Linked DNA regions of Mus musculus: all the other regions are linked to region 2. A link is a loop called in an ENCODE intact Hi-C map of the cell type or tissue named here. Cell type or tissue: left cerebral cortex. All regions are shown on one strand.

Region 1 (8,000 bases), 120 kb before region 2:
CTAAGCCGTTCAACAGTTACAGAGTTCACAGGGGTTGGAGATGGGTGTTTAAAAAGCTTATCTCCCAAGAGTATTGAGCCTCTGTTTGAATGTATTTGATGGTAATTTTTTAATATCATGGCCCTGAGATGGGGTTGAGCTAGCAGACATGCGTCTCCTCCAGGAAGTGATTTTAATATCTCTCTATTCATTCAACCAATCTTTATGGGAAAGCCATACCGCGCCATACCTGTGCCAGCGTCAGAGCCCAAATAGATAAAACCTAGGCCCCTCCCTGCTTCTGGAAACTGCTCCCGTGTAGCTTGATACCATTTTGACACAATTGTGCCCAGGCTCTCCATCAGTCCATCCTGTTCACAGTCGTTTATGTCTGAGTTTCTTGTGTGGGCCATTTTCTTCAGTTCTGCAATTTACCCTGTGTGAGCATCTCCCCATTTCAGAAACGAAGAACAGTGGCTGAGAAGAGTTAAGGACTTTTTCCAAGGGTCCACAGCTGGGAAGTTGGGTAGTCACATCCGAAACCAAGCCTGTCCCATTGCTTGTGGATCACAAAAGATTTCTCCTAGACCCTAGGGTCGTCCAAATTCAGACAGAAAGTTTTGGTTCTGATCAAATAAGAGTCCAACAGCCATGAGCAAATGTTCTCTTGCATTGGCTGTGAAGCAAGCATCAGCATTCCCTTTTATCTTTTGACGTTGCTACATTTGCCCTGTCTCGTTTCCTTTTTTATTAAAAGCTAAGTAAATAGTACGTGTTAAATTTGTCATGTTCGGACTATGCCAGCCATAGATTCTACACTAGGGTCTTTACTTTGGGGCATGCCAACTCATTTAACCTGATGGACGTAGGTTACATTGTCTGTGATGCTGGAATGCAACACCTAAGGGAATGGAGAGCAAGGTCTGTCAGGCTTAGCTCTTCAAGCCCACTGTCAGTTTTGCACTTAGGAAATCACCCATGCGAGAGTGAGTCCTGCAACACTCCCTAAAGTGGCTGAAGCTCCCCCACCCCACTCTCATTTAGAAAGAAGAAACTTGAGGCTTAGAAAGGAGCTGTGACCCACTTTCATGACGACCTTTTCTATTATGTAAATGGCATATGAGCTGTCAAAGCCCATTCTAGAGCATTGTCCTGTTTGGTTCTCACCAAGCGCTCTGTGAAGCTTTATCTGCTTTAATGTCAAGGCAGAATCTGAGAAGGAAAAATAAAACAGTTCCTTTTATTTCAAGGGCAAAAATAATAAATAAAAAGTACCGAGTGGGGAATAGAGACTACAGTCTGAAGCCACATGGTAAAGTAGCATCTCGGGTTTCTACTCCCATCATGCACTGAAGGTCCCTTCCACTCGGTCAAACAGGCTTTCCTGTGTTACCATCAGTTAGCACCCCATAAACATCAAGGTCACCCGGTTTGGGCCCCTTCCATTAAAATGTACAAAAGCTTACAACCAAGCTTGTAAAGGGCCATGGAGGGTCCAGCAGGCACCAGGCAGCTTTGGAGGATAGGAGAACATGCTCAGCACAAACCAAGAAGAAGGTGGAATGCTTAGGTGGTCAGAGCAGGGGCATCCTGGGGAAATCCCACTTCATCTCATAGATCCCAGGACTGGACCTGGATATGACAAAGAAAAAAACCCTGGGACCAGAAGTGGGTAGGAGGGGTCCGCTGGATCTCTGAGGAAGGTCTCCCCAGGACATGCATCTTGTTTACTCTGAGGCTCCATTTAAAGAAATGCCTGCTCTGCAGAACTCCATTGTTCCCAAGATGCTAAAATAAGGAAAATGCACGAGATGCCTGTGAGACCTTACCAAGCATCCTCAGACTCTGTAGCTCTCAGAAGCCACATCTCCAAGGACAGTAACAAAATATTCTTACTATATTACTGTAAGAATTAGTGAGAAACCATATGTGAGTGTGCTTTGGAAGGTGTAAAACGTCATAGAAGTGTTAAATCAAATATACCTTTCCCCCACATTACCTCATTTGATCTAATACCAGGCCTGTGAGAGCAGGGAAGTAAGAATTATTACCCCCATTTTACAGAAATGCAAAGTGAGACTCAGCGGGTTATATAATGCAGTGCAGTTTATCCAGTCAGTAAATGGCAAAGCCACAGATAAGTCCAGGGTATGTCTCCTCCTTAGACCCATGGTTTTAATCCATTGTAACTAAGCAAAGAAGTGCAGACATTAATAACAGCTGTATATGAATATATACGGAGCTACATATACTATATGCGTATATTGAATAATCTTCAGAATGCCAACATCAGTTTGTACTCTCTTGGGGCAGGTTTGTATCTTATTGGCCTATATATTTCAGCACTAGGCACAGGGCTCAGGATAAGCAAGGATGGGAGATCACTAGAAGTGAATCATGGGGATTCACTGATGCTGGGATCAGTCACTAAGTCCCCTGTGCCGTGGGCTTTCAGCGTTCCCACCATACAAAGGATGGAAAGAAAGCTCAGAGTAGCCAGAGGAGCAGGTCACCTGGCTGGCAAGCCTGAAGTCTGCAGTCAGCACTGCCTCCAAACTAATTAGTAACAGTCTGAAGTGAAGCCCACATTCTGTATTCATAACTCCTGCATCTGGAGATTGGATCAACTGCAGATTGGAAACGGAAGTTGTATCTATGATGAATACAGATTTTTTTTTGTCATCATTCCCTAGACAATATTGCAAACAACCATAAATACAATTGTTTGGGTATGACACTGAGGTAGAAATGGTTTAAAGTATAGCGGAGGTTAAGAGAGCGTGTTGTGCTCTTTTATACAAGGAACTTGAACATCTATGAATTTTGGTATTCAAAGGGTTAATGGCTCTGGACCCAATCTCCTTTAATACCAAAGATGACCTTACCTGAAGCTAAGACCTGAAGGCCCATAGGCAACTGCAGGGGAAAGCCTTCCTTTTCTTCTCTTGGCCCTTCTGCTGCTCTTTGCCCTGCCGCCTGAAACCCAGCTGCTGCCTTGGCCCCCAGTGCTCATGATCACATCTCAGTGCAAACAGAGGGCTGTTCGCTGTTTACTTTCATACCATCAATTGCCACTTGGAAAAAGTGCTGGGCAAACCCAAACTAAGTCATTCTTCTCTCCCAGAGTGCTCAGCCAGCCTCCAGAGTGACCAGGAAGCACAGCCCTTTGGCTGTGTATAAATAGATGGAAGTGTCAGAGATAGAACCTAACCCAGGACCGGCAGGGTCAGGAGCCTGAAGATTATTGCTCTTTGACTTTAGGAAAGCCCAAGATGTCATCTGAGGGAAATGCTACCCCAGAGGGCTGCTGGATATGTCATACTGAGTTGTATAGTCCCATCTTCTAGAGATGCTAGACAAACAGGCATGCTGGACATTCAGCCAGGCTGAGAGACATATACATCAACTTTCCATGCTCAGGTGCCTGTCACATGGAGCACCTTCATCTATCTATTATTTAGTGAGCATCAATTCAGGAAAAGAGGTGATCAGTGGAAGGAGAGGCAGCCCCAGGTTGCTGCTGACCAAAAAAATCACCTTCTGATGTGGGGTGGGAAGAAGCAAGAGGTTAACCACCAGTGAATTACAAACAACTTCTTAGAGGAGGAGAGGCCTTGAGCCTTGTACCTGCTGGTTGTACTGTGTAGCAGGGAGGGTATCGTAGCATAGAATCTGTCTTAGAGCCCAAAGGGACTTTAGACATTATCAGGTTCCCCCAGAAGTAGATGAGGAAGCCCACACCCAGGGAGAGGAACTAAGTGACCCTGGGGTCCCAAGACCAGTGACTAAGCAGGCCAAGACTTCACAAGCCTGTTTGAATGCCCAGTGGGAAGTGAGCTGCCTTGCCCTCCATCTTGAATTACTTGAGGCCTTCTGTGCTCTGCTCTTCCCTGAGTACTCACCACCATCTACAGAGTAGCAGTAGGCTGTTCTGGAGCAAGGCTTCCTGCTCACATCCTCCAAACCAAAAACTGTAGCTCCGTGGGTCCAAGGGACCATCCTACATAGTCCCACGGTGCAGAGGCCCCTGGATACAGCACAGATCCTGTCTCTGTCTCCAGATGACAACCATTTCTGCCCATCTGCAGCTGCTACCCTGCCTGCCTCTGGACAGCCAAGAGTTGCCATGTGTACTGCATGTAGCCGTGATCTCCATGCTGAGGTGGCAGCTTGGTGAGATATCTGTGTAGGAAAACAAAATAGATAGCAATTCTTACTGTGCTTCTTAAAATGTCCAGCTCTTTGTCTATGATGATGATGATCATCATCATCATCTAGGTTGATAATAAAAGTCAGAACCACTGAGACTCAATTTTTTTTTCTGGTGTGTGTGTGTGTGTGTGTGTGTGTGTGTGTGTACGCTTGTGTGCATGTGTGTGAATGTGTGTACTCTCCCTGTTTTATCACTCTCTACTGTATTCTGTTATAGACAGGATCTCTCACTAAACCCTAAGCTCACCTCTTTGACTAGACTGGCTGCCTGGGCAACTCTGGAACTACAGGCACTTGTAGCCATGCCCAGCTTTAATATGGGTACAGGGGTTCCAAGCTGAGCTTATGTGGCAAGCATTACTGTGCTGTCTCCCAGCCCTTTGCCGTTCCCTTGGCAAAAGTTCCTAGAACGCGAGCAGTTTCTAGACCAGCAGTGCCTCTTAAAAGGGAGAAATGGGTGGAGACAGCTTGACATTGGCTCTACTTTAGCCCAGTTGCAAAGAAATTTAAATTGTTGGAATTTTCACATCCGTTGGAAAACTGTTAGCCATGAGTCAGTCAAGTCTAGGCCTCCATCGGGGCCCTGGAAAACAAGATCCTGGGGTACGTGTGCTGCACAAATTTCCTCAAAAGCAGTTGCAGTTTAGAAATCTTTGGCTCTCCGTTTTCAGTAAGCATGAAGCAGCTGCTGGCTTGGAGCCCAGGGGACTTGTGAATCGTGCCCTGTGTGCTTTGCACCCACACAAACCAGCCTTTGTGAAGGACAAGGCAGCCTCACTCTGGCCATGAGGTAGCCTCCTCCCCCAGCTGTTTACTTTGGAACTAAAAGCTCATTTAGATGGCGGTAGGGGAGAGCATGAAGCTGAAGGACAGAGAATAAACCCAGCATCACAGGATAAACACTGTTGGGGGACAACACCGAAAACCCCGTGAGTTCTCTCTCTGTCTCTCTCTCTCTCTCTGTCTCTCTCTCTCTCTGCCTCTCTCTCTCTTTCTCTCTCCCCTCCCCACATGCTTTCCTGACCAGCTTCCACTGGAGTCAAGGCTGCAGGGAAACGCCATGGGGTCCTTGCCAGGCCCACATGCAACTTCATTTGGCGACAGGGACTCACCCTCGCTTTGTTTTCACACATAACTGGTTTTTAATTAAATCTGACTTTTTCTCACATCTGTTCAGAAGGCCGGTCCCCTTTGGAAGTGGCAAGCACAAAAGCAGGGACAGACTGGCAGTAGGGAAAAGCAAACAGAGTGGAGCTGCACAATCCCCCCTCCCCTGGTGAGGAAGCTCGGGCTGGCAGGCCTCTGCCAAAGGATTGTTCTTCAGGGTCATTGGCTGGGGAGAGTACTCTGCCAAGCCACTGGAATCCCTACCGCTCACAGAGCCTAACTAGGTGGCCAAGTGTGACCCTTGTTCCTAGCAACAACTGGCTTAATAAGCTTTTGTTCTCTCTCCTCCCACCCCCGCCCCTTGGCCCTTCTTTCTTGCCCACAGAGATCTGTGCCGCTGACTGTGGTGGCCATGGCGTCTGCGTAGGAGGCACCTGCCGCTGTGAGGATGGTTGGATGGGGGCCGCATGCGACCAACGGGCCTGCCACCCACGCTGTGCAGAACACGGGACCTGCCGGGACGGCAAGTGCGAATGCAGCCCCGGCTGGAATGGAGAGCACTGCACCATCGGTATGGCGGGCGCACGTCCTGGGGCATTTGGGTTGCTCTCAAGACATTTCCAGGGCAGCCTGGTTCTCCTCCATTGCATGTGGATTGGCACCAAAAGTCCTTTCATCTGATGACATTATGACTGGCTTTTCCTAGACATGAGTTGAGTTTAAATGCACCATCTGTCATTTTCAGCACACGTCCTCCCAGTTTGCATTCCCCAGGTGGCACCTAGCTGGTTAGCAGGTCTTGCTGTTAAGCCGGTCCTGAGCTAAATGCAACACTGCTCTTTGCCCATCGATGAGTCAAAGCGCCATTGCCTCTCTCGGAATCTGTTTCCTCACCTATAGGATGGGGAGGATAGTGAAAGAGTTTGGCACAGAGTGGCACACGGTGGAATGCTCCAAACATGAAGCCATCATTGCATCCCCTGGCTATGTAGCTCCTAGTAGTAGCAGTGGCTCCTGAAGAGGCTTCTAACCTTGGCACAAAGCTCTTCTCCAGGCCGCTTAGGCCACATCTGCATTCCTCTTTCCCTTGCCCCAGGCTTCCATCCTGTCTGCATCTGTCTCCTTTCTCCTCTCTGGGGGCTTCTCCGCACCAGTCCCTGCTGAAGCAGCACCGTTGGCAGCTTTAAAAACAAGCTGATCACTTCTTCCCGTCTCTCTGCCTTTCCTGCTGGCTTTGTTGATTTTAAACACAGCCAGACGTTTCGCTTGGTTTATTATCCTGGAATGAACACTCACCAAAAGCTCTTTATTGAATCAACTGCTTTGTGTACTCGTTTTAACGTCTTCCCTTTCCTATTTTTCTTTCTTTCTTTTTTTTTAAAGAAAGGGTTTGCAATCAGATGGTAAGCACATGGCTTTATAAGGCAGAATTCCAGGTGCCTCTCAGCGTAGAAACTGACCTCTTGGGTCTCACAGAAATGGCAAGAAAAACCCTAGCTTTTGAGAGACAAAGGAGTTTTAAGCAAATGGTGCTATCTTGCATCCGTTCTTTCTGTTTCGCCATTACTTCATGTCGTTGGTCCCTTGCAATATCACCAAGTCAATAAACAGCTATGGAACACATTATATTTATTAACAATAATGGCTCCTAATTTTTGAGTATTTACGATGTGTCAAGCACTGTGCCCAAGGCCTTAACTGCATTATTTTACACTTCTAACAATGCAAAGAGGGATGGATTATTTTCTTTTTTCTCAGAGACCTGAGAGGAAAGGTCATCTAACTTTTTAAAAACAAGAATTAGAAGCTTGATTTTTTCCCCCTTTCCAGCTGTTTGCCCTACAGACCTTACAGATGGTGCCCAGGTGACTACCAGGCATCCAGCTCCGGTCCTGTCCAGATGCCCAGAGCCCGGGCAGTTTGTCTAGTATGGCTCAGAGTCCTCCCACTTTGCTTCAGCCCACATTCCTCACATATCCCCTTCAGATTGGTGATACACAGCGGACTATCTCACTATCATCCCATCTCACTGTATGCTACCTGACAGCTTCTGTATGATGATGTCAGCCTACTTCAGGGCTGCCTTGGAATTCTCTCAGTGAAAAGTGAGGCTAGTTGTCTGAAGGGTCTCTGCTTTCCTCTGTGTTTTCCTCTCAGGGCAGCCTAACCTTTCAGCCTCTACCCAGAAGTCCATTCCCATTCAAAGAAAGGATCGTGCACCAGAGAAATGGCTCACTCAGTAAACCACTTGCCTTGCAAGCCCTAGGACCTGAGTTCAATCCCCAGAGCTGATGTCAAAGCCACGTGTGGTGGCCCAGGCATCTGAAGGCAGAGGCAGGAGGATCTCTGAAGCATAGTGGCTAACCAGTGTAGCCTAACCGGGCAGCTCCATGCCAGTGAGAGACCAGCCCTCACATGAGGCAGATGGTGTTCCTAAGGATAGCACCCAAAGCTTTTCTATGATGTCCATGATGGTTCCCAGGCCTGGCCCTACTGTGTGCAGAATTAAAGGTGTGCACCCCCACACCCTGATCCCCCCCCACACACACACACTTTTAAAGAAACAAACAGTACGAACATAAGGAGAACATATTTTGTTTTCCTTCCCTTACTAATAGAGTTCTGAGTTTGCTTTGCCAAATTCAAAAAAAAAAAAAATGTGCCTCATATAAGGCAAGGCTTCTCACCTATATTAAATGCTA
Region 2 (8,000 bases):
TTTAATGTGTGTGACACTTCAGATGCCCCGAGTCAGCAGAACCTCCCCTTTCTCCCAGTGGGCAGCTGCGCTAGCCCACACCCCGACACCCCTACCCCATCTACCTTTCCCTCTGCATGTACCACAATGGGCTGCCTGAGCTCTTGGACCACTCAGTCAAGCCCCAGACTTTCGCCTGTCAGTTGTTCACACACAGTCTTCACACCTGGCTGAAATCAACTCAAAACCTTTTGGACACTCTTTCTGCTCTCACAAGATGCCCCCAGTGCGTCCTCTAAAGCTGACCTGAGCTGTTCAAGACGGGGCCACTTCAGGAGTGAGCTCCTCTCCAGGTTAATCAAAACTAAATTTCATCCTCTGTGTGTTCCCAGTGTCCCAAATACGAGTCCAGCGCCTCATCCGTTGAAGGTTGGCCTCTCTTTGACTTCAGGGTCCAGTCCCTCCAGTGGAGAGTCATCAGTCCACAGCTGCCCCGAAGAGCCAGACACTTCTGGCCCTCTCTACACTCCAGTAAAAGTTGCTAGGACAGCTCACCAAGACTCAGTGGGGTTGGCTGTTGAGAATGAACACACAGGGCCTTCGGTCACCTCATTCAGAGAGACTGGTAGAGTCCTGTGTCCTGCCCCAGAGTGAACACGTGATGAGGGTCCGTGGGTTAGAAATGAATGCAGCCAAGATGACAGGACTTCCAGTTAGCAGTGGATGGGGCTCTAGGTACCTTTGCTCACCAGTTTCCCCTGGGTTCTGCCACAGGAAGCACTCATAGATGTCTGTTAGATGAACGGTGCACACATCTCTGATTCTGTAACAGCCCACCCCACCCTCTGCCAGGTCTCTGGACCTCTCCCCACTTTGATTCCTATTCTATAACTGACTGCAAAAGCACACAGGAAGTGCTCCCCACTAAGTGAGTGCTACTCAACTCTGAGGCCAAATGTCTGCCCCAGCCTCCCTGACCAGATACTTCTGGGGACAAGCACTGTCTGGTTTAATGGTGAGATCTCAGCAGAGAGAGTAAGAGTTGCCTCTAGACAAGGTGCTGTCTGCATTAATCCTGATTGAACCCACACCATAGGCAAGAGGTGGGATTGGCAGGTGAGCTGTAGGTTCATGACTTGTGTTTAAGGATGGAATCAGAATGTGAGTCCAGGATTCCCTAGTGCCACATTCTAAGCTATGTTGGTATTAAAGTTAGGGAGCCAAGGAATTTCCCATATGAAGAGACTGAGGAATGAATACCACCTTTCATGTGTCCAGCAGGTCCCCATCAGCAGACACAGGATTGCCTGAGACTGTATTCCACTCCCATACTTGGAGCCAGCCTCATGGGCAGTGACCAGAGCTCCATGACCAGTGCAGCCCCACAGAGCTCCATGCTTAGAAGGGCTCGGCTCTCCCTGAGTTCAGTGTTCTGCTGTCACCATCTTGAATGCCTGTTTCTTCTTCTTTTCAAAGGGGGACTGTCTATTTTCATCTTATCCTGGATTATGCAAACTATGTGACCAGTCATGCCCAGATTGCTTATCCAGCGTTGATAATCTCTCAGAATTCTAGGACATTCTCAAGACCCTGAGACACAGAGGACCCCAGATTCCCAAAAGAGTGGGTATCCAATGGGCAAGAAAATCCTTGCATGTGTTGGCTTAGGACTGACTCGCATCAAGAGAACCCAGGAAACTCACACCTGATGATAAACATTCGAGCTACAATGCCCTTGCACACACAGGCATGTGTCTGAAGCCCATCTCCATGTCCACCCAAGTCTCACTAGATGACCACAATGTATTTATATGAGGACAATGATTCTCTCTCCTCAGAGATGTTTGCCAGTTTTCCTGATCATCCACTAAGTCGCACTCATGATTTCTTCACACTCATAGCGCCACCTGGTGGCCACCTCTCGCACTTTCCCTCCCCCAGCCTGAGCTGCAGAACAGCTGAGTAACACCAGTCTCCTGCCCAGCTCTTTCACTTCCTGGGGTTCGGGAGACCTTCAGACAACATCCCTTGTGACTTACAGCCAACCGTTTAGACTTATTACATCTACACGGCTTCTCTGATTCTCTCCCCCTTAGCTTTCTTTATACTTCTGAGCCAAAAAGAGAAATTCTTACTAATGTGTGAGTAGGCAAGATGTGGCTTCTTATAATAAAAAATGTGACAAAAGCCCTCAAGATGCCTCAGCAGGTAAAGGTACTCACTGCCAAGCCTGGTGACATGAGTTCCATCCCTGTGACCCACACGGTGGAAGGAGAGAATGGACAACTGAAAATTGTCTATTGAACTCCAGCCCAATGTGCATATAAACACATATATACCTATATCTGTATCTGTGTCTGTGTCTGTGTCTGTATCTGTGTCTGTATCTGTATCTATATCTATGTCTATATCTATACACACACACACATGCATACACGTGACATGTGTATACACACAGACAGACTGTTTTAAAAACTAACAAGATGAACTCCTTGAGGATCCAGGCTCCACTCTGGTCTGGATCAAATTACTCTCAGAAGTTGCTTCAAAAAACATTAAAGGCTCGAGAAAGGAAACAGAGGAAAATAAGCTTTGGGGTCCTTTCCTCTTCTTCCATGATGCCTTGCGACCCTCAAGCCACTGTGAAGAGAATCCCTCTATAGTAAATATGATGTCCCCAGCTCTCTCCTGTAGTCATGTACAGGAGCCACTGCTGAGCCTGAGGCTGGAAGAAGGCAGACAATGCAGTGTCCCTGAATTATGTCGCTTGGAGACTTACCCTGAGCACCCTCAAGCTATCAATGCCAACAGTGATAATAAGGAGGAAGAACTTCCTTTGCTTAGGAGCCAAGACAGTAGGCAGGCACACTAGGCACATCTTCTTTGATGCATTTTGCAATTGCATCAAGGCATGTTTCAGAAAGCAGTCTGCCCAGCCTGGGAACCTACAACATGTCAGATGTTTGCTAAGCACTCTAAGTACATCTGCATTTAAACCTGGCCACAGTGCATGCAGAGGGGTGTCATTAATATCTCTAGTCTTCAATTGGAGAAACGGAGGTATATTTAGAAGGATGCGATGCTGGCAAATGGAACGACTGAGACTTGAACCTAAATAATCCGATTTCAGGGGCTAGCATGCTACCGTTAGCTACCTCTTGAGCCTAGAAACAGAAAGGAAACATACAAACACTGATCTAGATCCTGCTAGACAAGGCCAACTGAATAACCACAGTGCATTTATTTAGTCACTTTCCCTGAAGGGCATCTGATGTCAGGTATGGATGATACATAAGTACAGTCTGCCTCTAGTCTGGGAGTAAGAGCTGAACCAGATGGAACTGCACCTAGGTACTGCATGATGGGGTGGAATGCAATGGGACTCAGGTGACAAGAAGCAAGCTCCTGACACCTCTAAGTCAGGAAATGCTTGAACACTGGCTTAGTTGTATCTAAGATTTACCTCTCTGTCCTGCAGATAAATTCTAAACAAATTTATTATACCTAAAGACCCCACTAACTCTAACCCTCAGCTTCACACTGCCTTCCACCTTAGACGAGAGGAATGCTGGCTGCCATGGGTCAGGCAACTTAACAAGTCCAGCATCTCATGGTTCCGGGGTCTACATAGACTGGCCTGATCTGCCATCTAGTGGTTGATATGTGCATTACATAAGGTATGGGTGGCATCCTGCCTTTCTGCCCAGGTATAGAGGGGATGAAACCTAAGATAGAATCCTTAAGTCTGTAAGCAGCATTAAGAAGGTGTCTCCAATGTTTTACTAATGAGGAGACTGAGATGGGACTCTGAGATTTGATTGATATAGTAATAATTTTATCCATCATTTGCCTGGCAGCATGCTAATCTCTTCACGTTGACCTCCTGGAGTCATCTCATGAATACCATAACGACATTTGTTTAGCCTCCCTCATGCCTGCTCTATTTCTGAATTCCATCTTGTAATGTCCTCCTTACTTTGAATGCCATGTATTTATAAGACCTTGAAGTGACACTGCAAACTGTTATACAGTCTGAATCAGGCCGTCCTTCAGAGTGACACTTCCTATGTTCTTGGCCCTCCGTGTATCCTACATGCTCCTTGGGCTTGCATCGGATTTGATTGTTGTAAGCAAGACTGGTGTGTGTGTATGCTCTTCCATATCTGAACAGGTCAGGCATGGTAAGAGTTGGAGGTGTTGGTGCAAGGTAAAATGCTGACCACGGCTTCTCCTCCACCACTTCCTTCTTGGTATGTTTTGTTTGCTTGTTTGTTTTGTTTTGTTTTGTTTTCAAGGTAGGGTTTTTCTGTGTAGCCTTGGCTATCTTGGAACTTTCTTTGTAGACCAGGCTGGCCTCCAACTCATAGAGACCCACCTACCTCTGCTCCCAAGTGTTGGGATTAAAGGCATGCATCACCATTTCCAGCAGGAAGAAGGAATTTTAGTGGAGAAAATGACTCAATAGGACTGGTCAAGTGCTACTCAACTCTGAGGCCAAATGTCTGCCCCAGCCTCCCTGACCAGATACTTCTGGGACAAACACTGTGTGGTTTAATGGTGAGATCTCAGCAGAGAGAGTAAGAGTTGCCTCTAGACAAGGTGCTTTCTGCATTAATCCTGATTGAACCCACACCATAGGCAAGAGATGGGATTGGCAGGTGAGCTGTAGGTTCATGACTTGTGTTTAAGGATGGAATCAGAATGTGAGTCCAGGATTCCCTAGTGCCACATTCTAAGCTATGTTGGTATTAAGGTTGGGGAGCCAAGGAATTTCCCATATGAAGAGACTGAGGAATGAATGCCACCTTTCATGTGTCCAGCAGGTCCCCATCAGCAGACACAGGATCGCCTGAGACTGTATTCTGTTCCTACACTTAGAGCCAGCTGCATGGGCAGTGCAGCCCCACAGAGCTCCCTGCTTAGAAGGGCTCGGCTCTCCCTGAGTTCTGCTGTCACCATCTTGAATGCCTGTTTCTTTTACTCTTTTAAAGGGGGACCCTCTATTTTCATCTTATGCTGGGTTATGCAAGCCATGTTGCCAGGCAGATTGGGGGCACAGACATGGACCTGGAGTCCCTCTGAGCTGACACTGAGTGTGCTTGTTTTCACTGTCAGAAAGCCCACAGCCTCAGCACAAGGGAACTGGGTATCCAGAGTGAGTTTACAGGAGAAGAGACGATTTCACGTGGAAGAATTGGGAGAGGGGTTTTCTAAAAGAGCCAATCTTGGCTTCAGAGGCCCACAGATACACTGCAGTAATATATGCTAGGTAATTTTATTTCAATTTGACACAAGCTAGAGTCATCTAAGAGGGTGGAGCCTTATTTGAGAAAATGTCTCAGGCTGTAGGCAAGCCTTAGGGTGTTTTGTTAATTAGTGATTGATGGTGGAGGGTCAGCCCATTGTTAGTGGTGATACCCCTGGGCTGGTCGTCCTGGTTTCTATAAGAAAGCAGGCTGGGGAAGCCACAAGGTCCAGGCCAGAAGGAGCACTCCTCCATGGCCTCTGCATCAGCTCCTGCCTCCATGTTCCTGCCCTGCTTGAGTTCCTGGCCTGCATTCTTCCATGATGAACTCCCATGGTGTGCAAGTGTGAGCCCTTTCCTCTTCAACTTCTTTGGTGATGGTGTTTCTTCCCAGCAGAGGTAACCCTAATTAGGACACAATGGATGCTTGTCTGACCAGACAGTGGTCTCGAGAATGTAGGGAAGCCCCCTTGTATCTCTCCAGCTTCCTATCCATTGTCCCCAGACGTGGTTTGTACGGTTGCGGGAAGTATCTGTCAGACAGTGATGAAGAATACTCAAGATCTGTGACTAAAACTGAGGGGGATGTTCTTGGGGAAACAAAAAAATATTAGCGTTACAGTAGCACGGCAGGAACTCACAACTCGGAACCCAGAAAGCTGCCAGTGAGCACGTGGTGGTTACACAGCCCCTGGCATCGCAAGCTCCCGTCGGATCCCTAAGTCTTAAGAACTAAACTAAGAAGACCTCAGCCTGATTCTGACTCACCCGGTGACACACATGCAGAACCAATCCAAAAAGCTTTGCAAAGTCTTTGAAAACCAGTTTAGGGGCCACAGTCTACAAAGGGTTGCTCATAACTTGTTGTCTATATTCATCTTGGTGGGTGTACCTACTTCCATGACAGAGCCCTCATCTAACATGAGCAAAAGTCTATGTTCAGTCCTCAGCACTACACAAAAGAATCAAGAACTGGGCCAGGGTGGTGGCATACCAGAGACAGAGGCAGGCAGAGCTCTATGTGTCTAAGTAGCGAGTTCTACATGGTGAAACCCTGTCTAAAGGGGGGAGGGGCAGTGTTAAGTATAAATTAATGAAAATAAAGTCAGTCTTTAAAGACTCCCTAGAATTTAAATAAGACCTAACACTATATTTATATACAACCTTATCCAGAAATCTCAACTTGGCCAGTTCTGAGATGACATCAAGATGGGAATTATCTAAAGTTCTAAAGCAGATTTTACAAACAGGTTCCAAAGGTAAGGACAGAAACTCTTGAAGCAGCTGGTAAGACAGAATACCTGAAAAAAAAAAAAAAAACACATAAGAGATGTAAGGCAGACGCAACTGGAAACACAACAGCTAAAGTAAATGTAACCAGTAGCCACACCCATCCACCCCCAGCCTGGGCCAGGCATAGAAGAATGGAAAGAAAAGGAAAAGAACCAGTGAGCCTAAAACAAACTGATTAAATATTCTTAATCTGTGGTTGATGGGGATGTGCTCAACCAGAGGAAGAGTGATTGTGAGGGCAAACTAGAGCCTTGGGGTTCACTGGGGCCATTTGACGGGTGTGTGTGTGTGAGAGAGAGAGAGAGAGAGAGAGGGAGAGAGAGAGAGAGAGAGAGAGAGAGAACAGCAGGAAACACACCTGATGAGATGAGAGCTAATGACTCCCCAAACCTAAAGAAAACCATGACCTCACGGAGTCAAGAATCTCTACAAACTCCAAACAAGGTACTGGAATCTATGCCCAGACACATTCTAACCCAAGCCATGGAGACCAAAGACGCAGAGATGCAAGGAAGACACAGGGGTTAGGGAGACAGCTCAGGGGGTAAAGTGCTGCACACACAAACACGAGGACCCAAGTTCAGTTCACAGCAGCCCAATAACAGCCAGGTGCAGTGACACACATGCCTGAAAACTTACACTTGAGAGAAACAGAGGGAGTCCCTACATGAGCTCCGGGCTCAATGAGGGACCCTGGCTCAAAAGATGGAAGAAGACACTCAGCATTGACCTCTGGACTCACATGCACAAGCACACACACACATGAACATACACCCACACATGTGCACATATGGGTATGTACACACACATTAAAGAATGTTTTTCAGTTGAAAGAATTCATAGGAAAACACAATGCATGACTTGCAGGGAGACAGTGACTGGAACGGCTGTCGGGACACCTAACGTTTCTAAAGTGCCAAAAGAAAAGAAATGTCAGCTCAGAATTCTGAGTGTAGTGAAAAGAACCTTCAGGAATGGGGATAAAATTAAAGCTGGCAAATGAAGGGAGCCAGGAGAATTGAGCTGCTCGGCCATTCTTCAGTCAATGGGAACGAGGCTAGAAAGAAGCTCGCAACCTTGGGAGAAGAACAGCAGGAATGGGAACGATTTCTAAACAGAATAAACTACCATTTAAATTCTTTCTTCAAAAAAAAAATCTCTTAAAAATCGGGAACGCTTTACGAATTTGAGTGTCATCCCCGTGCAGAGAGGCAGTGCTAATCTTGTCCGTATCCTTCTAATTTTAGTGTATGTGCTGCTGAAGTGGGCACTATTTTTTAAGTTCTTTTGTTGAAAGAGGCAGGGTCAGCACTCTGTGATGGACTTCCAATAAGAGGACAGGGGAGATCTGTGCAGCACACTTGGACACTGCCCTTGAAATAATCAGGTGTTGTTTCCAGACAGAGCAAGGAGGATGTCTGCTTTAAGTCCTGAAGCAATGGCTAAAAAACAAAGACATGATTAAAAAAGACAGAGAGACAGA
Region 3 (8,000 bases), 350 kb before region 2:
GGGAGAATGAGGAGGTTCTGGAGATAAACAGAAATGATGGTCATTACAGTATTGCAAACATACTAACACTGCCGAGCAATGCTCTATAATAGGGCTCATCATTCAGTAATGTTAATCATCATAGTTCAAAACTATAAAATCTGAGGTCTGGGGTGATGGCTCAGTCAGTGAAGTGCTTGCCACATAAGCACAAAAACTTGACTCCATCCTTAGAACCAACATTTGAAAAAAAATGAACAGCCAGGGGCAGTGGCAAGCTTGTGATACCAGTGCTGGGGTCATGGATCCTTGGGTCTTGCTGGATACCCAGTATAGCCTAATTGGCAAATCCAAGACCAACCCTATCCCAAAAAGAAAAAAAAAATTAGGGAGACAGCGCCTCAGGAACCATACCCACAGTTGCCCTCTGGCTTCCACATGCGTGTGTACACACAGATTCATGTGAACCCATAAAAATATGTATGCACATACACATAGAAGATAAAAAATAATTAAAATTGAAAACATAAGATTTCATGCCAATTTTGAGGTGTTGCTAGCTCGTCCATCACTGGGAAAGTCCCTGTTCCGTGGGCCCTGAATTCAGGCAATCTGATCATGCCATTTGCTTAAAGGTCCACCTGAAGGAGCTACTCACTTTCCCTGCGTACGAGGAGGTCAGTCCTCTTCCTCACTCAGGTTCTGAACCTGGGTCTGGAGGGCTGTTATGATCTGATTGAGCGGGAAAGAGAGGGGTTCCCAGAGGAGCCCACTGCAGAGCCACACCTGGAGGCCTGAAGAGGCCTGGGTGGCCTCTCTGCTTTTATCCAAGGCGCCAACTTAGAAAATCACTTAGAAAATAAAATGAAAGAAATTCAGGTCTTCCCTCTGCTCCCCCATGATTATACAGTCTGGCATCAAAGAGGAAATGGTGAGTTAAGCTAATGAGGCACCAAGTCCACAGAACAGGCGGGTATCTCCAGGGCATGTGAAGAGAGCGCTTACCAAGTCGGCTTGCTTCACCCTCCACGCTCCCCGGCCCCAGACTCTTGAGAGTTATTCTTACCAAGATCTAGAAGAAAAACTGTCAGGAAGCTCGAAATGTTCAAAGTGCTGCAATTCAACCTACTGTCCAGAGAGACAGCACCTTCCAGAACAGGGAGTTGAGCCAGGTAACTGGGCTAGAGACTGAACAGTGCCTTCGGAGTTTGTCTCTTATTGGGCAGCTCACCATGTAACTCCTGGACACACTGTAAGCCCCCAAGTTCCCAACGAGGCTGAAAAAGAACAAACCTGGTTTAAGTCAGAGAATTTAGTAATAATGAGTTAGAAGAGACATTTTTGTTTTCATTTTCTAGGCAAGCACATTGATCTGGAGTTCAGTGACATGGTGAAGGGACGGCCACAGCCAAGACTTAAACCCAGGTGTGCCCCTTTCCATCATCATTGTCTTGCTTGGCAACTCCACTCCATGGTGTGCACTGTTTTGTAGAAACATGTGCTCGACTCATAAACTGTGAGGTCTGGGAAATAATTCTGGCTCTATCTAGGACATAAATTTCCTTGTCCATGTTAGAAACTTCCAGAAAAGCAAATGAACTTATAGCCTCTCCAATATGATCTGGATATAAAACAAACAAACAAACAAACAACAACAAAAATCAACCCAGGCCACTCTCAAACTGGGTCAAGCAAGAGAAAAAGTTTAAGAGGAAAGTCCAACTAGAAAGCATCTGAGAAGGCTCCGTGGAGGAGGCGCTGGACTCCAGGCCCTGAGGGTCAGGAGGAATTTAGCAGGTAAAGAAACTGAAAGCAGGGCATTCTGTGTGGACAGCCAGCAAGGGTGTCCCCAGAGGCTGTGCAGAATAGACATTCGAAAGTGTGTTGTACAGGAATCTGGGGATGGAGGGTGGGAAGATGTAAGACTGAGTCCAGCACTGTTCTGTACGATCTGGGGAATGTAGGAACCGTTCTTTCTGCTTCAAATGAGCGAGTTTATTAAGCTTGTAGCAAACAAAAGTAAAAGAACAAACAGCAAGTAGCTTATAGGTAACAAAACCGCATCAAAGCAGATGCTTTTAACATCCAGCAGGGACCAACGGAATGACCTGATTGAGAGAGAGATCAAATGCAGGTAACATCATCAAACTGGGCTTACAACATCCAGCAGCAAACGGCTGGGGAAGAATCGGTCTCGCTGGAGTTCCCATCAGGGAGCTTCTGGCTTCTTATGACAACCACACTTGTTTTCACATTGTAGGATAAACAATAGCAAAGTCTGTTAGGAATTGTTTGCCTTCTACGTGTTCTCAAGGACACCATGTTTTTACATCCTTTGGTCTTTGCTGTTTTTCCCTGTCCTTGTTACAAAGCCAATGAGTACCCTGACCCATGTCAGGATTTGGACGATGCTTGATATAAACAGGCTTGAGTCTGAGACAAGGGAAGACCTTCTTGATACCACAGTCCACTCTTGGCAAGCCCAAACATCTCATGAGAATTCACCGAGATAATGCATATTTCAGATGTCATGCTATTCCTTGGGCACTTGCTATAGCCTAGGAATGGTTTTAAGTACTGAGATTCTGTCAATCATCAAAACTTCTCACTCTTAAGAACATTAAATTTTAATGGGGAGACAGGTTGGGAAATTAAACTGTATACTGTGTGTCAAGATAGTAAGTGCTGTGCGAACAAGTCCCAGGGTGAGGGAGGAGAGTTGTAATTTTAAATATGGTGGCCAGAGAAGGGTTCATAGAGACAGTGAATTGGGGGTTTTGTCATTGATAACAGGAGATGTGAGGTTGTGGAATGAAAACCAGTAGAGGGAAGGACAGCTGCAGGGACCTTAGTGTAGAATGTTAATGGCTTGTTTGAACAGCAACAAAGGGGCCAGTGGGTAGAACAGTGGAGTATGCCAGAGATGGCCTGGAGTGGAAGGTGTGCAGGCTGGCACTAGAACTACTGAGAACTTTGAGGGAGGATGGGCAGGGTCTAACCAGTGCATGAGTAAGATCATTCTGGATGCTGCATTGAGAATAGACTGCAGCAGGCACAGGTTCAAGTGTTATGCTAGGGCAAAAATCCATGCAAGGAAGGATGTGGACTCTGACCAAGCAGGCAAACCTTGTAAGTAGCTGGGGTTGCCTCTGTGAGCAGCTTCCCTGTCCTGTTCTGCTCCTCAGGGATCTCGCTTCACCAAAGACCCCTTACTCTTAGTCCTAGGACCAGCAAGAATTCCCAGGTACTCTAGGGCAAGAGAACCTCTATTTGGTCCTCTAACCACACACCTACTGTGGGACAGTTGCTGGATTCCTTAGCCGCTGTCCCATTCCGTGCTCCCTCTCTCTTCTTTGATCCTGAACCATCATCCCGAGCCTGGCTCTCCATCCTGCTGCTGATCCTCTTGCTTTCTGATCCTGCTGCTTTCCTCCCACCCCTGGCCTTGCATTCTCTTCCCCAGGAGGCATGTGGTACACGCTTATTTTGCTAAAACTCCTCCTTTAGCTACAATTCCAACCCGTCCTCTGTCTGCTCAGCGGCCTCAGACTGCTGTAGCAGCACATGGCAAGGGACTTCTCCTCTACAGCACTCCGCCGTGATCTGGAAGCTGTGGTTTAAAGGCCACGAGCAATTTCTTGGGAGTTCCTTGTTAGAGGACTTTACAAAGTCCTGATCCAGAGCAGGTGCTCCCCACCTCCCTCCCACTTGTAAGCTTGGTTAGAGCTAATCAGGCTGTGCCCTGTTTCTGAACTGGGAAAGGAGAAGGAGATGGGGCGAGTCAGACCTTGCTAAATGAAAATGGATTGCTTTCTTAAAACTTGGTTCAGACCCACTGAGCGTGGAGAGAGGTGCAGCAAACAAGAATTTTGCCTTTAATTTGCGCCAACATGACTTTCAATTCCAGTGGAAGCAACACAGTAACCGAATTCCTTCCCAAGATAGTTGGGAGGCATTTTCCTCCTTGTGTAATAAGCTCTGCTTTGTCCAGGGCAAGTTGGTTCCTTAGCCTGTTTGAACATCATCTCACTCAAGATGAAAGAATAGCCAGTAGTGGGAAGAGAGCCTTCTGCTCAGGAGAGCATAGTTGCAGCCTCAGCATCCAGAGACAATCTGGTTTCAGAACTAGGCTGTCACTAGCCCTTGTGCGATGCCAGACCAGTTACTTCTCTTCTCTGAGCACCAGCTAGTCAAATGGGGACTCGGGTCTCAGTCAGTGGCGTGGCATGGAAGGAGGATCTCAGCCACATAGCAACTGGGGAGTTTTATGCAAATTACTGAAGTTCAGTGAGGCTCGGTTTCCCCGCCTGCAGCTTTGGGATGAGCTCCTATTTCCTAAGGATATAATGAGAGCAGAAAAGAGCTCTCCATGGAGAATATATGGCACTGTTCTCCAGGCAGGGCACGATAACCAACTGTGAAATAAACTCTACGACTTAGGAGCGTTGTTGAAATAATAAATGAACTAGAGAGATGCAGGAGGAAAGACACAGCACAGAGCCAGATGGGTTGACTTCAGAGTTCAGGTTTTTCTAAGTCTAAAGGGCCAGTGAGACGTCTTAGCAGGTAAAAGTGGTTGCCATATTAGCCTGACCACCCAAGCTTGGTTTCTTAAACCCACAGTGGAAGGAGAGACCCAGCTCCTACAAGTTCTTGCCTGACCTCCACGTGTATGTGGTGACACATACACCGTATGGATGCATTCTTGCCCTCACATCACACACATAATAAGATATGATTTTTTAAAGACTTTTAAAAAATGCTCCACACATAACTGGATTCTCCAAATGTTAATTCCCTTACTTTTTAAAGACCCTTTAGTAGAAAAATTCCATGATTCACTTCATGATGGGTTTGATCAAAAACCATTAGCCTACTATCTGGGCAGAGTTTTGGGTTCTGTGATCTATTAGGCTGACTCTAAAATCTCTGAGCTTGTAATATAACACTGGGCCCCCTGGCCTGTGGAACCAGTCTTCCCTTCCTTCTGTGCCTCCGATGTGAATGTGGGAATAGATGACTAATAAGCCTAAGGTGGCCACGAACTGGGAGGGTGGCAAGAAAGGCATCCTCAAACAGGAAATGCTGCCCTGGAGGCTGGATGAGTCACAAGCCACCTGGACCACTCTGCTCGGGCAGAGGACCCTGGGGCACATATTTCAGAATACCACATGTAGCAAGCTAGCATGGCAAGTAGTATCTCCCAAACCCTTACCACAATTAAATTTCACACTAATTGCCCAGGTAGATGGACCACCATGTAGAAACTGCTTTCATTCCTTTGACCTCATTGTGTGGGGGAAACACGGGGTAGACAAAAGGTAAAGGGGGCCCAAGGGGCTCATATGGCCTTGATACATGAAGCTTGATGTGGGCAGGATGACACTTGTTAGCCTTGGGATCTCTGGAGCCAGGTTCAGGGGAAGCCCAGAACAAACCTCCCTAAATGATTTAGAGAAGATGAGGCCCTCCCCCAAACTTCACTCAGTGACAAGGAAGGCCAGCTGTCTCTGATAGGGAAGCAGCCATGCAGAGAAGAAGAGCACCCCCAGCAGTGAGGGGGCTGGGTCTGACTGCTGGCTGGGTGTACTGTTTATCAAATAGCTAGCGTTTGTTATGGCTGGAGCTTTAAGGAGCTAAGAGGTGGGCTAAAGGGAAGCCAGGCTCCCTGATGGTGTGGATAAGGCTGAATCACTGACTTGTATGCAGTGGTTTCTTCTGAAAGTGATAGGAAACCAACTGAAGTTTTACCAGGGAGAAAGAAAAGATCCCACCTGCTTCACACTAGGCTGCATCTAGTGAGACCTTACTCTCAAGATGACAATTGCCTTTGGGTTTGCACAACAAAGCAATCCAGCAGAGAAACCCCACTGGTGTAGCTGGAAGCTGTATTCAGAACGCACTGGCTTGACTCACTGGGGATCTCAGGACCCATCTGCTAAACTTGGACTAGAGGTCAAGTCAGTTACTTGTATATATATCTTCTGCCCCCTTGTATTGATAAAACTGAATTGGTCTGAGTTTTCGAGAGAACAGAGATTCAGGCACAGAGAAGAGCCCATGCCTTGTTCAGGAGGTATACTTTCAGGGCAGTGGGGACAAGATGAAATGAGGCAAAGGTGATACCCAGAAGAAAGGTGATATGCTGCCATGCTAATTAGCACTTCATGGTGAGCTGCAGGGACATTCCTGGCCTCTACTCAGTAGGCCTGCTCACTAGGTCCCTGCCAACTATATAGACAAGCCATGCTTCCAGAGGGAAGGAAGGAAGGGAAAACAGAAAGACAAACAATTGAGGGTAGAAGACCTCAGTGAGCACCAAGAAGGTCAAACTGGCCACATCCTGCAGGTAGATCGTTTCACTCCAGCAGGTGAAGACAACAGGAGAATCAGCAAAGGTGCTGTGTTGGATAGTCTTATATCAACTTAGCATAAACAAGAGCCATCTGAGAGACAGGAACCTCCACTGAGAAAAATGCCTCCAGGAGATAGGGCTTGTGGGCAACCCCATGAGATGGTTTTCTTCAATAATGATTGATGTGGGAGGGCCCAGTTCCCTGTGGGTGGAGCCATCCCTGAGCTGGTGGTCCTGGATGCTTTATGAATGCAGGCTGAGCAAGTCATGAGGAGCAAGCCAGGAAGCAGCATTTATCCATGGCTTCTGCCTCCCACCCTGGCTTCTTTTGATGATGGACTATGATGTGGAAGTATAAGCTGAATTAAACCCTTTCCTCCCTAAGTTTCTTTTGTTCGTGGTGTTCATCATAGCACTAGACAGGTGCATAAACTGCCATCAGCACCATTTGTTCTGCATGGAATCAGAAGTGTTCCCCGAAGGTTCATGTTCTGAATATTTGGCATGAAGACTATGACATGATTTGGGAGGTTCTGTAGCACTGAGGAGTGAAGCGCGACTGAATGAAGTGGTTCACTGCAGGGTGGGTTTTTGAGGTATATCATCTCTACCTACTTCGAGTGATGCTCTCTCTGCTTCCTCCCCACCATGATGTGAATCATTCTGGAAAGTCTTCCTTGTTAAGGGAAACCCAAACCTCTAAAACTATGATCCAAGATAAACCGTTCTGCCCTTAAGTTGTCTGATGGAGGTATTTTGGTCAGAGCAATGCCAAGTAATCATTAATGCACTGGGGTTAACTATTCCCTCTCCCTCCTTCTTCCTGCCCTTCCCTCTCCCTTTTGCTCATAAATTCTACATTGGTTAATAAGGGTGTCCCTAATTCCTGCTATCTATCATGCACATTTACAGTAAGCCAGGCAGTATGGGTGCTTTGTTTCATTTAATTGCCCCATTCAGTTTGTAAAGCCATTTGTTATTAGCATTTTATAAATGGTTAAAATGAGATCTTAAAAGTTTTAATAATTTGCCAGGCAGGAAGTCCCAGGGTTCACGTCTAAGCCAGAGCTGTCTAAATCCAAAGCCTGAGCCACTTACTGTATTGGCTCATGGAGACAGGAATACAAAGTGATTTGAAGGGATGACTACCAATGCTTTTGCAGGTTAAAATGATATGGTTGTACCAGACTTACCTTTCCAGAAAAACATAGTTACCCACACTTAAGCTCAGACTCTGGAGCCACGTTGTCTGGGTTTGAACCCCATCACTTTCTCTACATGCTGGCAAAGTCCCTTCGTTTCTCTATCCCTTCTGTTTTCTTGTCTGTAAACTGGGGATAATGCTGCTCTCTGCTACACAGGAATGCTGTAAGGATTCCGTGAGTAAATAAAGTCATAGCAGGTCACATTATTTGGCACATAGGAGATACTGTGTGGGTATATACTATTATTATTAATTGCACAGCACTTCCTGGATGATAACATGAAGATTTGCAGGATTCTAAGAGGTATCTATGAGGCTCTTCTTTGGGTAGAAGTGCTCACACATCTGGATCGAGGCAGAGATGGGATTCAACTCCAGGTCTCTCTGACTCCACACCCACGCATGGCTGCTCATGGTTCCATCTGGCAGCCAGTCAGCTTGGCTCTCATTCCAGGGATGATT

Evidence for each region. Hi-C counts contacts between places; a loop is a spot of excess contacts. Peaks named below come from ENCODE experiments on the same cell type or tissue, not always from the same donor. Only the 100,000 strongest peaks of a DNase experiment are listed, where the experiment ranks them.
Region 1: a loop joins it to region 2, with 2.4 times the contacts of the local background. A loop is called at or near these places in 7 of 42 quality-filtered maps.
Region 3: it touches region 2 in a loop (4-fold over the local background); 3 of 42 quality-filtered maps call a loop at or near these places.

Annotation. Positions count from the first base shown.
Region 1 is chr7:96,791,637-96,799,636 of GRCm38, forward strand. Tenm4 (teneurin transmembrane protein 4) reads left to right here. Exons shown (of 33, transcript NM_001310762.1): 17 at 5,684-5,869. It overlaps Gm15413 (predicted gene 15413), which reads right to left. Exons shown (of 4, transcript NR_045874.1): 3 at 3,882-4,161; 4 at 1-1,191. Among named protein-coding and RNA genes, the nearest start is that of Gm15413, 5.9 kb to the right of the region's middle. In left cerebral cortex, no CTCF peak of the experiment used is centred here; DNase peaks (open chromatin) are centred at 1,052, 4,902, 5,472 and 5,759; H3K27ac peaks cover 4,565 bases.
Region 2 is chr7:96,912,315-96,920,314 of GRCm38, forward strand. Gm22226 (a small nuclear RNA gene) reads right to left here and starts at 7,788; the gene lies at 7,680-7,788. In left cerebral cortex, CTCF peaks have their summits at 1,896 (motif pointing left) and 3,639 (motif pointing left); DNase peaks (open chromatin) are centred at 1,891 and 3,621.
Region 3 is chr7:96,558,040-96,566,039 of GRCm38, forward strand. All of the region lies in intron 6 of Tenm4 (teneurin transmembrane protein 4), which reads left to right. Among named protein-coding and RNA genes, the nearest start is that of Gm15412, 220 kb to the left of the region's middle. In left cerebral cortex, no CTCF peak of the experiment used is centred here; a DNase peak (open chromatin) is centred at 4,149; H3K27ac peaks cover 599 bases.